2 separate regions of the Homo sapiens genome follow, and region 2 is linked to region 1. Evidence: chromatin contacts called from ENCODE Hi-C or POLR2A ChIA-PET data. All regions are on one chromosome and are shown on one strand. Each heading gives the region's core, a stretch centred on a gene start or an enhancer-like site at or near the end of the contact. The rest is flanking DNA. Distances are from core to core; before and after follow the strand shown.

Region 1 (3,985 bases), core at 732-3,231:
TGTCTCTTGGACGACCCAGGAGAAGCCAGAAATTCCTCCACAGGCAGAGCCATTCTGACGTGCATTGAAAGTGAAAGGATACAACATTTGAAAGTTTAGAAACTTTAAAACAATAATAATGACGGTGATAGTGATAATAATTGCTAATGCTTTCAGATCACATATGTGTTAGGCGCTGTTTTTTTGTTGTTGTTGTTATTGTTGAGACAGTCTCACTCTGTTGGCCAGGCTGGAGTGCAGTGGTGTGATCTTGGCTCACTTCAACCTTTGCCTCCTGGGTTCAAGGGATTCTCCTGCCTCAGCCTCCTGAGTAGCTGGGATTACAGGCATGCGCCACCACGTCGGGCTAATTTTTGCATTTTTAGTGGAGACGGGGTTTCATCATGTTGGCCAGGCTGGTCTCGAACTCACGACGTCAAGTGATCCACCTGCCTCGGCCTCCCAAAGTGTTGGGATTACAGGCGTGAGCCACCATGCCCAGCCAGCACTGTCTTAAATGCTTTACATATATTATCTCATTTAATCCTCAAAATACCTTACAATATAGATACTACTATTATTTCCATTTTATATTTATGGCAGCTCTGAGGCTCAGAGAGGTGAACTAACTTGCTGGGTTACATGGCAGGGTCAGGATTCAAACGCAGGTCACCGGCTCCAGAATTTGCCTTCCAATGCCTGTGCTGACTGGGCCTCTCTTGGAAAGGGGAGCCTGAATTAGGTTAACAGGGGCATGAAGAGGCACTCAGCCAGACTCACCATCAGAGCATTAAAACCCCGGAGACCCCACTTGACACCCTTCGGATTGGTGAAACTGGGAAGCAGGACAACAGCAAAGTGGCGAGAGGTATGGGGAAGCGGGACCCTCCTGTGCTCTCGGGGGAACGCGGGTCAGAGCAGCCTCATAGAGAGCTCAGGAGTTCAAGATCAGCCTGGCCAATGGAGCAAAACCCCAGTTCTACCAAAAGTACAAAAATTAGCTGGGTGTTGTGGCAGGTGCCTTAATCCCACCCCTGGGGAGAGAGAATGCCTATCTCCGGCTGCAACTGACTCCTGGGGGTAAGCCCCATGGGTTCCTAAGGCAAAGGTAGGCGGATGCTCACTTGAAGCATGGTTTGAAGTGGGGTGGAGCTAGGGGCAACCTGGATGCCCAACACCAGGGGACCAGACACGTGAGCCGTGGCAGATGTACAGCATGTACAACTGTTCAGCTGCCAGACGCCATACACTGGACACACATCCAGCAACGTGGCTAGATGGCGAACACATGCTATTTGGTGAAAACCAGAAGAAACCGAAAGAATGAGATACAGAGCTCCAAACCCCGGAAGCTGACTCTTTACTCAAACCTCAATATATATTTTGCAAGGATGTGTGCACAGCTACAGACACACCGGAAATATTTCAGACTGGGGGAAGGAATGAAAGGACCTATAGAGGATGAAGATGGAAAGAGAAACAAAAACCTTCCCAGTGACAAGGGAGGAGACACCCATTTTTTTTCCCCACCATCAGACAAGTAGTCTTTGGCAGCCAGACTCCACTTGCCCCCTGTCCACCCCCCGCTTTTTTTTTGAGATGGGGTCTCGCCCTGTCGCCCAGGCTGGAGTGCAGTGGCGCAATCTCAGCTCACTGCAACCTCCACCTCCTGGGTTCAAGCGATTCTCCTGCCTCAGCCTCACGATAGCTGGGACTACAGGTGTGCACTACCACACCCAGCTAATTTTTGTATTTTTAGTAGACACGGGGTTTCACCGTGTTAGCCAGGATGGTCTCTTGACCTCATGATCTGCCCGCCTCAGCCTCCCAAAGTGCTGGGATTACAGGTGTGAGCCACCGCGCCCAGCCTGCCCCCTTTTTTGGGTGTTAACTGAGGGTGGATGATGCAGGAGGCAGAAATTGGACGCAAGTCACTAAACTTCTTCAAAAGAAAACCACACTTCTTTGTTCTCAAATGCCACAAAATCTGTTGGGCCTGACACGATTTGCTAACTTAGGGAGGGGACTTGGTCAGGGACTGAGCTTGGCAGGCATTAATGGTTGTCTACTCAGTTTCCACTTCTGCTTTTTTCAGCTACTAGACAACAGAACCCAGTTGGTCAAGAGTGATCAGGATGTGGCATTCCTCTAGTAACTTGACCGGCCTGGTTGAGGGGCACGTGACCTCAGCTGGACCAGCTGTAGACTGAGGGGAACCACTTATAACCATCAGTGGGGTGTGTTCTCTCTCTCCTGATGCCTGTGGACAAGGGCAAGTGGCCCTGATTATCACTGGAAGCCATTCTGGAACCAAGAGGCATACAGAGGCCTTTGGAGGCTGAGAACCTGAGTCCCTGACAGACATGCTTGAGCTGCTGATCCTATCCACCTGGTGCCCATCCACCCCTGGGCTTCTAGAACACATCACATGTCTTAACCATTGGCCAGATGGTGCCAGGGTTGTTACTTGCAACTAAAAAGCATCCTGACTGAGAACCACAAAGCAGCCTGCTATCTTTTAATTGTTAAACAAGAGAAAATCTCTGTAGGAGGGAAATGGGGCATTAGAGGCATGAACAGGAAGGGCCAATTCATCCTAGTGTATGGGAAATGTTCACCCAGGCTGCATGTCCCCTGCCCACCCAGAGGCACACGCACGATTCTCTGTGCACGAGAGCTCAGGAAACCCTCTGCAGTGGGTCACTGTTTCCCTCACATCCTTTACCACAGTGGAGTTACCGCCGGTTTCCCATGTTGTATTTCTCCTGATGACGGCAGGGGGTTAATCCCCAGCTGACTGGAGCTGAGGATGAGAGACAGGACCAGAAAGCCCAGCCTGGCACTCCTGCAGCTGCTCTGTTCCTGAATCAAAGGTCGGACTTCAGGATCTGGACTGCCGCTGGGGTCTCTAAAATGACACGTGGTCCGAGGCCCTCCATGAGGAGACCTGGCTGGCTGCGGTGTCACATCCCTCCGTCAGCATCAAGGGAAAGATACCAGTGTGGCAGGGGCGGGCAAAGGAGCGTGCGCTCTGGGGTCAGCCCGGCCCGGGTTCAATCATCGCTCTACCCACAGATCGCCTGTGACTGCCTCTACTATAAAGTGAGTGGCAGGAGGGATCGAGGTCGAAGGAGGAAAAAATAACACAAACCTACCCAGTGAGACATTGTGTCACTGGCCATGTCGGTTCATTCATTCAACAAATATTTACTGAGCAGCTCTTTCGGGCCAGGTCCTGTTCTAGATGCTGGGGATATGGCAATGCACAAGACACAGAATTCCTATGGTCAAACAGGAGCTCACAGGCTATACTATAGGGTGTAGACAGGCAATACACAAGCCCACAAATCCACTGTGATATGTGCCATGAAGAAAATAAACCAGGTGATATGACAGAGAGAGGAATGTGTAGGAGTGTGTGTGAGTGCGTGCGTGTGTGCGTGCGTGTGTGTCGGCGGGGGAGAACAGGCTGGCAGGAAGTATAGCAGAGTGATTATGAAGCCAGATGGTCTGGGTTCAAATCCTGGTTCTGCCACTTCCTACCTGTGTGGCTCACGCAAACAACCCAACTTATCCGTGCCTCAGTTTCCTCATGTGTAAAACTGGATAGTGCCTGCCTCACAGGGTTTTTGGGAGGACTAAGTGGGTCAACACCTATAACATACTTAGCAGTGGGGACCACGCCTGGCTGGGGAGCCCATCCACTTAAGGGTCTCTGGAAGAGCCACTCAACCACCCAGGTGGTGCTGTTAGGCAGCCACAGCTACAAGCCATGTGGGTTTTCTGAGACACGATACACCCAAGTGCTCTCAAAGAGAGCCCCCTCCTGCAGGATCAGAGCCACCTTGCTCTGAGCGGGCAGCTGTGGGTACAGCAGAAGGGACAGCAAAGCCCTCCACTTACTGAGCAACTGACAGACGCCACTCGGGCACAGGAGATGCCGGGTTGCGGGGTCAGAGGAGCTGCTCGGGGGACCTGGGCCCCTCCACACCCGGAAAATCCAGCA
Region 2 (4,196 bases), core at 1,467-3,966, 5.5 Mb before region 1:
ACCACAGCTCCACGTCCATGGTTTGAGATCTCCCCAAAGCAGGGGAGCAAAGAGTTCCTCGGGCTTCTGAGCTCGAGCCCAGTATAAATGGCCAATCCCTTGCCCTGCCCTCTGCCAGCTATCTGGAAGAGGCGAGCTCATACAGTCGGTCTTAGAAATCCCACCTCTTACTGGCTAGGGCTGGCGGCAGAAGGGGACAGTGAGCCAAGGGAGGGCTCAGTCTCTCTCCCCCTTGTGCTCCACCTGGTGGTGGCTGCGTTGATGAAGGAGCAGTAAGCGTCTCTGGCCAAAGGCCTGGCCGCAGCTGGAGCATCGGTGCCAGGCAGTCGCCTGGCTGCCGGGCGCGGTTGGGGGGTCGTGACATAGGCGATGGGCGGCCAGCTTGGAGGGAAATGAGAAAGCCTTGGGGCAATGCGGGCAAGGATAGGGGCGGGCGTCGGTGGCGTGGTGCGTGTGGCGGTGGGCCGCCAGCTTGGAAGGGTAGCAGAAGGACTTGGGGCAGTCGGGGCACGGGTAGGGGCGGGTGGGTGCGTGGGTCCAGAGGTGAGCCGCCAGCTTGGAGCGGTGGCCAAAGGACTTCGGGCAGTGTGGGCACGGGTGCGGGCGGGCGCCGCTGTGCGTGAGGCGGTGGGCTGCCAGCTTGGAGGGGTAGGAGAAGGCCTTGGGGCAGTCTGGGCATGGGTGGGGTCGGGCGCCTCCGTGTGCTAAGCGGTGCGTGGCCAGCTTGGACGGGTACGAGAAGGCCTTGTCACAGTCGGGGCAGCGGTGCGGGCGCTGGGGCGGGGGCCGCCGGCGAGGCCGGGGAGGCGAGCCCGCGGACGCGGTGGGCCCTGGAGCTGACTGGCTGGGCTTCTGCGGTGGGCCCTGGTGGGGAGCTGGGGGACAGGAGGGCTGGTGGGCTCCAGGAAGCAGCCAACGCCCTGGGCCTAGGCCAGGCTCCGCCACGACTTTGATATTCGTGGGGCTCCTCCAAGTGTACCTGGGCACCTCAAGCATCACATTGAGACTCCCCAAATTGCATGTTTCTGCTCCCCCCTCCCCCCAGGCGTCATTCTGAGGGACTCCAAAGGGTTACTTTCCTGGATCCCCAAAGCTACTAAGGCTTCCTCAAAGCTACCAAGGTATCCGTTTCTAGTATCTTCCCAGTGATCACCCTGACATCCCGCATGTCATCCCTGACCCGTCCCTTCTGTAAGGCTCATTTCCTGAGCCTTAGCAAATGGTCACTGAGGCTCTCTCTGAGCCAAATGGGAGGATTTCCCAGAATGTGGCAGTTTTGGGGATCCCAAATAGTCATCACCCTAGGGCCCTCAAATTTTCACCCTGAGATTCCCCCAGAATGTGATTATTTTGGCCCCCGTTCCTGGAGAATGCTCCCTACTCACAGGCGGGGCACTCTCACCTTCTTTGGTCACTGGTTCCTTGCCAGTGGGACTAGGATCGGTAGCCCCGGCCGCGGACTCCGCGCCTCGCTCCAGCATCTTGCTGGCACAGGAACCTAGGGGCAGGGCGCGGGGCGGGGGTGACGCCGGTGATGACCAGGCTGATGGGGATAGGGTTGGAGGGCCTAAAATGAGGGATCACACTGTTTAGGAGCAAGGTCTGCAAGTATGGGATGCTAAGGCGGGGGCAGGCTTAGCGGGGAGGCGGAGCCTAAGAGCACAGTGAGCGGGGCTATGCAAATTCAAGCCAGAGGCAGTCCCTTCGCTATCTAAACCCAGGGTTGGAGTCTTTCAGCAGAGTGGGCGGAGTCTCCACAACTAACTCAGCGGCCGTCTTAAGCGCGGAGCCGGCGGGGCCTATGCGCAGAGTGGGCGGGACCTTCCCCACCAGACCCTGCAGTCCTGGAATGGGCGGGGCTGTACAAAAAAAGTCTTGTTCTGAAACTAGACCCAGGGGGCGGGGGCCTTCGAGCGGAGTGGGCAGGTCTTTCATCACCGTCCCAGGGGAGGGGCCTATGGGCACAGTGGGCGGGGCTTCACGTCGAAGACCTAGCTTTACCCGGCTTTTGACTTAGTCTCAGTTCATTGACGCCGCGTCAACTGCGCCCTTCTTGCCGTTAAATTTCATCCCTGGCTTGGATGGGGCCGTGGAGGATAGAGGGGGGACCTGGAGGAAGATACGGAAGGAACCTGGCATGCGTCGCGGTCCAGAGACCCCTAATGGACTTTTCCCTCAGAGTCCCAAGCGTAAAGGATTCAATGCACCCCTCGGAATCAGACATTCAGGCACCGATGCACCCTCCCGAGGCTCTGGCACCAATGCACAGTCCCTCCAGCATCTCCAGAATCTAGGCGTCCGGACCACAACCGATCTCCCTCGGGGTGATTCTGGCATTCAGCCTGCAAGCCAATATCCGCGCCCGAACCCCTGCGCCCTCACCTGCAGGACGGCCCCTCCCCGGGGGCGGGGCTTCCGGCTCCTCCCGCCACGGCCACGGCCGCAGCCGCTGTCGCCGCTGCTGCACTGCCCTCGGACCAGCGGAGCTGCCCCGCCCGGCGCGCGTCCGGCGTCGGGGGAGGGCAGGCAAGGGAGCGCGCGCAAGCTGCTTAGCCCAACCTCATTTCCATCCCCTCCTCCCACGCTGGACCAAAGGGGGCGTCAGAAAGCATGCGCAGTGCGGGCTGGCAGAGGCTGCAGAGAGGGGGAAGAAGGAATGGAAGGAGGGGCTGGGTGCGCCAGCCAGGCAGGCAAGTTCGTGAGCAAGCGCGAAGCTACCGTATCGACAGAAAGTGCACCGCCGGTGGCGGGGCCTACGGTGGCTGACTGGAGTCAAGCATGTACAAGACTAACATGGACAAACTGCGCTTGGAAATCAGTGCATGCACCCGTCTTTTTAATGTCCCTCTTCTTTTCGAGAATTCCGCTGAGTTCCATCTCCAGAGGCAGTTTCAAGAGCTCGCTGCTAATTCTACCCTTCAAGGCGTTTGCAAAAAGTCTGGCCAGTTCTTCGAGAGAGGGCGGGGGCGGGACTCCGGGCTCAAAGAGAGCCAGTGCCCAATAAAAGGCACGTTATTTGCACAGCGCCTTGGCACACCTCGCTATTGGGTGATTCAAGATTCTCAGCCACGCACCCATCTACCTTCCCCCTCGGAAGCCTGGGTGGTCCCGAGGTGCCCTGGCCCATGCTCTTGGTGCCAGGCCTGGGGTGGCATGCAGCTTAGCATTCTTCCCGAGCAGTGGCGGTGCACCTTCCTGCCTGGTGCAGAAAGGACCAGGAAATGCCCATAAAAGTCCTCTGCATGGGTGGGTCTCAGTCCGATAACCCGCAAGGTCTGGCGATCCCTGGGAGTTTGGCGGGGTTATTTGGACTCTGGAGCCAGATTGCCTGGGTAACTGGTTTGGAATACGGCTGTGCCACTTTCTAGCCGTGTGACCCTTTCTAGCTCTCTTTCTAGGCCTGTTTCCTCATCTATAAAATGGAGCGTTTTTAGGATTAAATATGATAATCAATGGAAAGTGTTTAGACTAGAAAGTGCCTAGGCCGGGCTCCCTGTCTCATGCCTGTAATCCCAGCACTCTGGGAGGCAGAGGCGGGCGAATCACTTGAGCCCAGGATTTCCAAACTAGACGGGGGCTAGGCACGGTGGCTCACGCCTGTAATCCCAGCACTTTGGGAGGCGGAGGTGGACGGATCACCTGACGTCAGGAGTTCGAGACCAGCCTGGCCAACATGGTGAAAACCCGTCTCTACTAAAAATACAAAAATTAGTCAGGCATGGTGGCACACGCTTGTAATCTCAGCTACTCCGGAGGCTGAGGTGGGAGGATGGCTTGAACCTGGGAGGCAGAGGTTGCAGTGAGCCAAGATCAAGCCACTGCACTCCAGCCTGGGCAACAGAGTGAGACTCCGTCTCAAAAAAACAAAAAAACCAAAAACCCAAACAAACAAAAATCCCAGCCTAGGCAACATAGTGAGACACCTCCCCATCTTAAAAAAAAAAAAAAAAAAAAAAAAAAAGTCTGGCTTAATGGCAGCCTGTAGTCCCAGCTATTTCACGGGGGTAGGGAGTGGGGACTCACCCAGGAGTTCATGTCTGCAATGAGCTATGATTGTGTTACTGCATTCCAGCCTGCGCAACAGAGTGATACCCCGTATCTTTAAAAAAAAAGTTTTTAAAATAATTATTCACTCATGACCAGTATTGTTTGATTTACCCCCCATCCACTCTTCCCAAATGATTCTGAAGCTAAAT

The links. A loop is a pair of places that touch in the nucleus more often than their neighbours do. ChIA-PET counts read pairs that join two places held with the same protein, here RNA polymerase II (POLR2A). Pooled maps may share reads with other maps.
Region 2: a loop to region 1 is called in a pooled map, with 8 times the contacts of the local background. The contact joins the promoter of ZNF575 here to the enhancer-like site in region 1. A Hi-C loop is called at or near these places in 5 of 50 pooled maps. POLR2A ChIA-PET finds 5 or more read pairs at or near these places in 2 of 52 experiments (activated B cell and activated CD4-positive, alpha-beta T cell).

What each region holds. Positions count from the first base shown.
Region 1 is chr19:38,046,672-38,050,656 of GRCh38, reverse strand. The region is part of intron 2 of SIPA1L3 (signal induced proliferation associated 1 like 3); the gene reads right to left. Among named protein-coding and RNA genes, the nearest start is that of SNORD152, 110 kb to the left of the region's middle. RefSeq lists enhancers at 1,037-1,566, 2,220-2,968, 3,837-3,985. Within about 2 kb of position 1,981, at least 13 of the 41 ENCODE cell types and tissues checked have a DNase peak (open chromatin) inside an H3K27ac peak, as active enhancers do.
Region 2 is chr19:43,531,708-43,535,903 of GRCh38, reverse strand. ZNF575 (zinc finger protein 575) reads right to left here and starts at 2,716. Exons shown (of 4, transcript NM_174945.3): 1 at 2,383-2,716; 2 at 2,002-2,109; 3 at 1,403-1,567; 4 at 1-875. The coding sequence starts at 1,481. The coding sequence ends at 217. RefSeq lists a silencer at 2,301-2,610.